2 separate regions of the Homo sapiens genome follow, and region 2 is linked to region 1. Evidence: read pairs that join two places in POLR2A ChIA-PET (ENCODE). Cell type or tissue: OCI-LY7. All regions are shown on one strand. Each heading gives the region's core, and the rest is flanking DNA. Links, peaks and the distances in the headings are about the cores only.

The links. ChIA-PET counts read pairs that join two places held together with the same protein. Peaks named below come from ENCODE experiments on the same cell type or tissue, not always from the same donor. Only the 100,000 strongest peaks of a DNase experiment are listed, where the experiment ranks them.
Region 2: POLR2A ChIA-PET joins it to region 1 with 14 read pairs; 3 of 35 experiments call an interaction of 5 or more read pairs at or near these places.

What each region holds. Positions count from the first base shown.
Region 1 is chr4:56,873,337-56,876,253 of GRCh38, forward strand. No RefSeq gene overlaps it. Among named protein-coding and RNA genes, the nearest start is that of REST, 33 kb to the right of the region's middle. In OCI-LY7, for the core only: no CTCF peak of the experiment used is centred there; no DNase peak of the experiment used is centred there; H3K27ac peaks cover 120 bases.
Region 2 is chr4:56,647,296-56,650,212 of GRCh38, forward strand. HOPX (HOP homeobox) reads right to left here. Exons shown (of 4, transcript NM_032495.6): 4 at 703-1,502. The coding sequence ends at 1,425. Among named protein-coding and RNA genes, the nearest start is that of HOPX, 33 kb to the right of the region's middle. In OCI-LY7, for the core only: no CTCF peak of the experiment used is centred there; no DNase peak of the experiment used is centred there.

The DNA of each region.
Region 1 (2,917 bases), core at 159-2,658:
TGATTTGCCAGCCTTGGCCTCCCAAAGTGCTGGGATTACAGGTGTGCGCCACTGCGCCTGGCTCCATTTGACTTTATTAAGTACCTTCTTAATCATGACAATGACTCCCAAACGTATATTGGCAACTCAGGCCTCTTCCTGAATTCCAAACTCAGAATTTACTTGAAATTTTCTGATGAGGTATGGCAGCTCATGCCTGTAATCCCAGCACTTTGGGAGGGCAAGAACAGTGGATCACCCAAGCCCAGGAATTTGAGACCAGCCTGGGCAACATGGTGAGAGCCCCATCTCTACAAAATAAAATAAATTTCCTGTAGCATGTTTCAAGGACATCTTAAACCTCACATGTTCAAAACTCAATTGTAAATTACGAGCTGAGTAAAATAAGCCCTCGAAGCTGTGGAGACTGGAAAAATCTCTTACCAAGAAAAAGGTGTTTTCCCATGTGGCACTGACTACAAGAGAAAACTAAGGGGTAAGGAAAACCATAGTTATTAGTAATGAAGCAACGTCATTGTCAGGGTAAATACCCAAGGTTTGTTGTCTCACACCAGGGAAATCGAGGACATGGAGACAAAAGGAGTTTAAGAGCAGAGGTTTAGGCCAGGTGCAGTGGTTCATGCCTGTAATTCCAGCACTTTGAGAGGCCGAGGTGGGCAGATCACCTGAGGTTGGGAGTTTGAGACCAGCCTGGCCAATATGGTGAAACCCCGTCTATACTAAAAATACAAAAATTAGTCAGGCGTGGTGGTGGGCGCCTGTAATCCCAGTTACTCAGGAGGCTGAGGCAGAATTGCTTGAGCCCAGGAGGTAAAAGTTGCAGTGAGCTGAAATCGTGCCACTGCACTCCAGCCTGGGCAACACAGCGGGAGTCTGTCTCAAAAAAAAAAAAAAAAAAAAGAGCGGAGGTTTAATAGGCAAAAGAAAAAGAGAACAGCTCTCTCTCCCTGCACAGAGAAAGGCACACCCTAGTGGGTCTTCCAGTTCCGTGGTGAAATGCACAGGGTTTTATAGACAAGCTTGAGGAGGCGGTATCTGATTTACATGGGGCACAAGAGATTGGTCAGACGAGGTGTGCCGTTTGCATAGCACGCAAAGAAGTTGGCCGTCCCACCCTAATCTTTTATTATGCAGATGGAGTCTTTACCTGGACAGTGCCATGTTGCCTGCTTTCTTACTGCACACATGGTGACAAAGAAAAGGAAGGAGGGAACCTCTACGTTGAACATCCCTGGCTTCCAGGTATCCCTTTGCTATTGGCACAGCTGCCAGCATTTACCTATGCAAGCTTTTAGCTTGCTTATTCATCTCTGCTTGCAGCTTGATTTTTTAGGCTGCTCTTTGTTAGAAAAGAAATGATTTCGGGGCTGCTTTTTATTAAAAGGAAACCTTACTGAAGACTCTTTTACCCTCACCATCTGCCTAAATAATTTCTTTCTAGCTCCTGTATCAGTAACTTGCCCAAAGTTAAAATATGGTTCCCAGACAAATATATACATATGTGTGTGTTAGTATGTGTGAGAGAGAGAAAGAGAGAGAGAAAGAAAGATTTGTTTGACTTATCAGTGAAGGAATCTGCAGATAGTAAAGCTGGTTCAAAATGCATATGAGAAATAGAGATTTATAAAGTTCTCCAGGAAAGACATGCTGGAGTAAATTTGCTAGGTTAGAGACTGAAACTAGTTAACGTGCTACAGGGCAATAAGATTATGGCCATTTGCGGTACTTTTTCTACTAAAGAGAAGTCATTTGCATCTTTACCAGACAAAAATCTGCAAGTTAACATGCAACTTCGCAGAGTCTGGGCCTAGTCAATAGTAAATCGCATGCCAAAAAACGATCATTTCCTTAGGGAATTAAATCATCTGTGGGTAGGTCTTTCATACAGAACTCAAGTATGACACTGAAAACATACAGCCCTGTTTCTTGCCTCTCTTCCGTGTTTTGTATTATTTTTAACAAGTGTCAGAACCTCCACACATTTTTTTTTTCCTGAGCACAGAGTTTTTAATAGAGCTGGGATTTTTTTTTTTTTTTTTTTTTTTTTTTCAGATAGAGTCTCACTCTGTCGCCAAGGCTGGAGCGCAGTGGTGCAATCTCGACTCACTGCAACCTCCACCTCCCAGGTTGAAGTGATCCTCCCACCTCAGCCTCCAGAGTAGCTGGGATTACAGTCATGTGCCCCTGCCAAGCTCATGGCTGGGTGTGGTGGCTCGTGCCTGTAATCACAGCACTTTGGGAGGCCAAGGCAGGTGGATCCCTTGAGCTCAGGAATTTGAGACCAGCCTGGGCAACATAGTGAAACCCCACCTTCAAAAAAAAAAACAAAAGATCTGAAGGTCATACTCCTTCCTCACACTCCATTGGCATATAATATATTTTTTGGAGGGAGAGATACTATTGAGATTTTCAGGTTCTAGGGCTCAGTTGAAATATCCCTCACCAGGACTTAGTGCTCTTAGAACCTGGAAGTTTCAAAAAGGAAAAATAAAAAAATAAAAAGTAATATTTTTAAAAAGATAAATTAAAATAAATAGTAAAAAAAGAAAGAAAGAACAATAAAATTTTATAAAGAAAAAAAATCACCCCTGTAATCCCAGCACTTTGCGAGGCCGAGGTGTGCGGATCATGAGATCAAGAGATAGAGACCATCCTGGCCAACACGGTGAAACCCCGTGTCTACTAAAAATACAAAAATTAGCTGGGCGTGGTGGTGCACACCTGTAGTTCCAGCCACTCAGGAGGCTGAGGAAGGAGAATCGCTTGAACCTGGGAGGCAGAGGTGATAGTGAGCTGGTATTGTGCCACTGCACTCCAGCCTGGCAACAGAGCAAGACTCCTTCTCAAAAAAAAAAAAAAAAAAAAATGGCCAGGCATGGTGGCTTATGTCTGTAATCCCAGCTCTTTGGGAGGCCGA
Region 2 (2,917 bases), core at 255-2,754, 230 kb before region 1:
AAATATCTTAGATTGGGTAATTTGTAAACAACATAAATTTATTGCTCGCAGTTCTGGAGGCTGGTAACTCCAAGATCAAGGCACCAGCAGACTATGGTGAGCCCTCAATCTGGTGAGGGTCCATTCCTCCCAGGTGCTTCCTATGTATCCTCACATGACAGAATGGCAAACAAGCTTGCTCAGGCCTCTTTTATAAGGCAGTAATCCCATTCATGAGGGTGGAGCCCTCATGACCTGGTCACCTCCCAAAAGCCCCACCTCCTAATATCACCACCTTAGGGATTAAGTTTCAACATATGAATTTTGTTGGGGGCCGGGGTGTGGGCGGGGGGGATGGGACACATTCAGGCCATAGCAGACATCTAGTGTGCTATGATAGTAAATGAATGCAAATTGAGTGTAGAGTTTGTTAGAACAGTGCTGCTCCAACTTCCACGTGCATATAAACCGCTTGAGGGCCTTCTTAAAAATGCAGGTTCTGATTCACTGGGTCTGGAACGGGGTTTGAGATTCTGCATTTCTCACCAGGTTGAAGCTAATGCTGATGAGGCTGGTCCTGGAACACACTTTGAGTAGCAAGGATTTAGAAAATGGCAGCTCTCCTGGTCAGTCAGCTCCTACCACATAGGAGCTATTATTTTGTTTCTCTTTGATATGTTTCTTATTTCGTTAAAAACCTGCAGAGAACTCACTCAGTGCATCTTCAACAAAAAGTTAAGGTTTTATTTAGAATATCATTTTAGAGACAAAAAGCAGTTCACTTTATTTAGCAAAATAAACTTAACCAATGCATTTAAATATAGTAAATTCAAGAACTTTGGTGGTTTTTTTTCTTAGATGCTTGCTTTTTTGCCAGTTGGAGTTTCTGTCTTCTGGCCCAACAGGCTTCTTTCCAAGTTAATGCAGCTATATTCCAAGGAAGTGTTTTATGAAATCTGAATACTCAAACACCCCTTCTGTATTTTCACTCAACCATCATTGTATTAGATGATACATAAGGAAAGTGACTTAGGGAAGTAAGTTCAGAAGGAAATGTGTTCCCTTCTCCCTCATATTATCTTTTCAACAGAGGCCTGGATTGCTAAATGGATTATGAAAGCAAATTGCTACTGGGAGGTGATGGTCAAAAGCAAACTTAGATGGTTTTCACACCATCTGTCATCATGACTCAAAGGGAAATGCTAGCCACACCATTTTTCCAGTGAAGCCACTGCTTTACACAGAAGATACACATAGCTTCCTATTGTTATTTTCTTTTCTAATTATGTACATTTAGAAAAAAAATACAACACTGTGTTAAACAGCAGGACAGCTAGCAATGGAACATACAACACTATGCTGAAAAACCACAACAGCTTGGTTAAGCGGAGGAGAGAAACAGAGATGGCCTTCATGGAGTGAAGCTGTCAATGCCTGCCATCTCCTTAGTCTGTGACGGATCTGCACTCTGAGGGCAGGCCTTCTGAGCGCCGCCACTTTGCCAGGCGCTGCTTAAACCATTTCTGGAAGAGAGAAATGAGAAAAAATATTTGTCACATACAGAAAAACTGAAATGCCTGTTCCCTTTCTAAAAGGTAGCCTCTGTGGCACAAGTGGAAAGGAGAGAATCAAGGAATGTTCCCATAGGGATGGTTCTCACTGTGACACTAAACTTTCCTGCCTCAGGACCTTTGCACATGCTATTTCCTATGTTTAGAATATTCTCTCTTTATTCTTTATCTGATGATCTCCCTGTCATCCTCACATCTCAGCTTAAACAGGACCTTCTCAATGAAGCCTTCCCTGATCACTCTATCTAAAATGGGTTTCCCACTCATCTCCTTACTTCCCAATTTAGTATTTTGTTACTTTCACAGAACTTTTAGCATCTGTCATGATTTACTTGTGTATTCACTTGTTTTAAATCTATATTCCCTTCTAGAATGTAAGATCCATGAAAGCAGAGACTGTATTCATCCTATCACCATTGCATCCTTAGCCACTAGTACAAAGGTTTAAGAGTTAGAAATTAATCAATATTTGCTGAATAAATAAAAGAAGTTAAAGCATCTCCTTAATGCCCCAGATAGATCTCTATGGCTGCTGTATTTCATCAATGTATGCTCAGCTCACCAAAGGCCTTCCTCATTGGTAGCAGTTAGTAAGAATTTGTTGAATAAGATTAATAGGTAACTGAGCGCTGCACAACCTCAGAGCACTCCTTGGGGATGCATGGAGTAGGCCAGCCCAATCTATCCTGCTCCAGGGCCACTGAGCAGTGAGAGAAGCTAAAGTGGGCCTACCACTTTACTCAGAATCTCTCAGCTCCGTATGACTCAAATATTCACACCTTACAGAAGTGACCATGGATGTACAGAAGGCCCCAGATGGGATGTTTCTAGACACGGTATCATATGAGGCCTAGAACATGCCTATATGTTGTAAGGCAGTGTGGTATACCCTTGAGAAATCAGTGGCTGCCTTTATCTTGCTAACCGGGGTGGTACAGAGCTCCCCAAAGAGGAGAACAGGAGAACCATGCTGGGGATAGGGCCAGGGTCTGGACCAGGTTGATCAAGAGGAAACTGGGAATAAAAAACAAAGCAAAACAACTTTGAAGAGAGACTAGTGAGGAAACAGATGAGCAAGCATTGACCTACATTGGAGAGGATGAGGACAGAGCTCTATGGGAAGTCAGCACCTCCCCCAAGCTCTGTTCTCCTGTGCTTCCCAACCATTCACATGTCATGGGGTACATTGAGAAGGACAATATTTGTGTGTCACTGGTGTGTAGGCAGGCTGTGTGGTAGGTGACCACCCAGGGCTCTGCAGCCCTGGGCTCTGCCAACAGGAAGCTCTAGAGTAACTAATTGGCTATGAGAACTTGAGGAAGTCCCTAAAAATAGAGCACCAATCATCTGTAAATAAAAACGTAAGC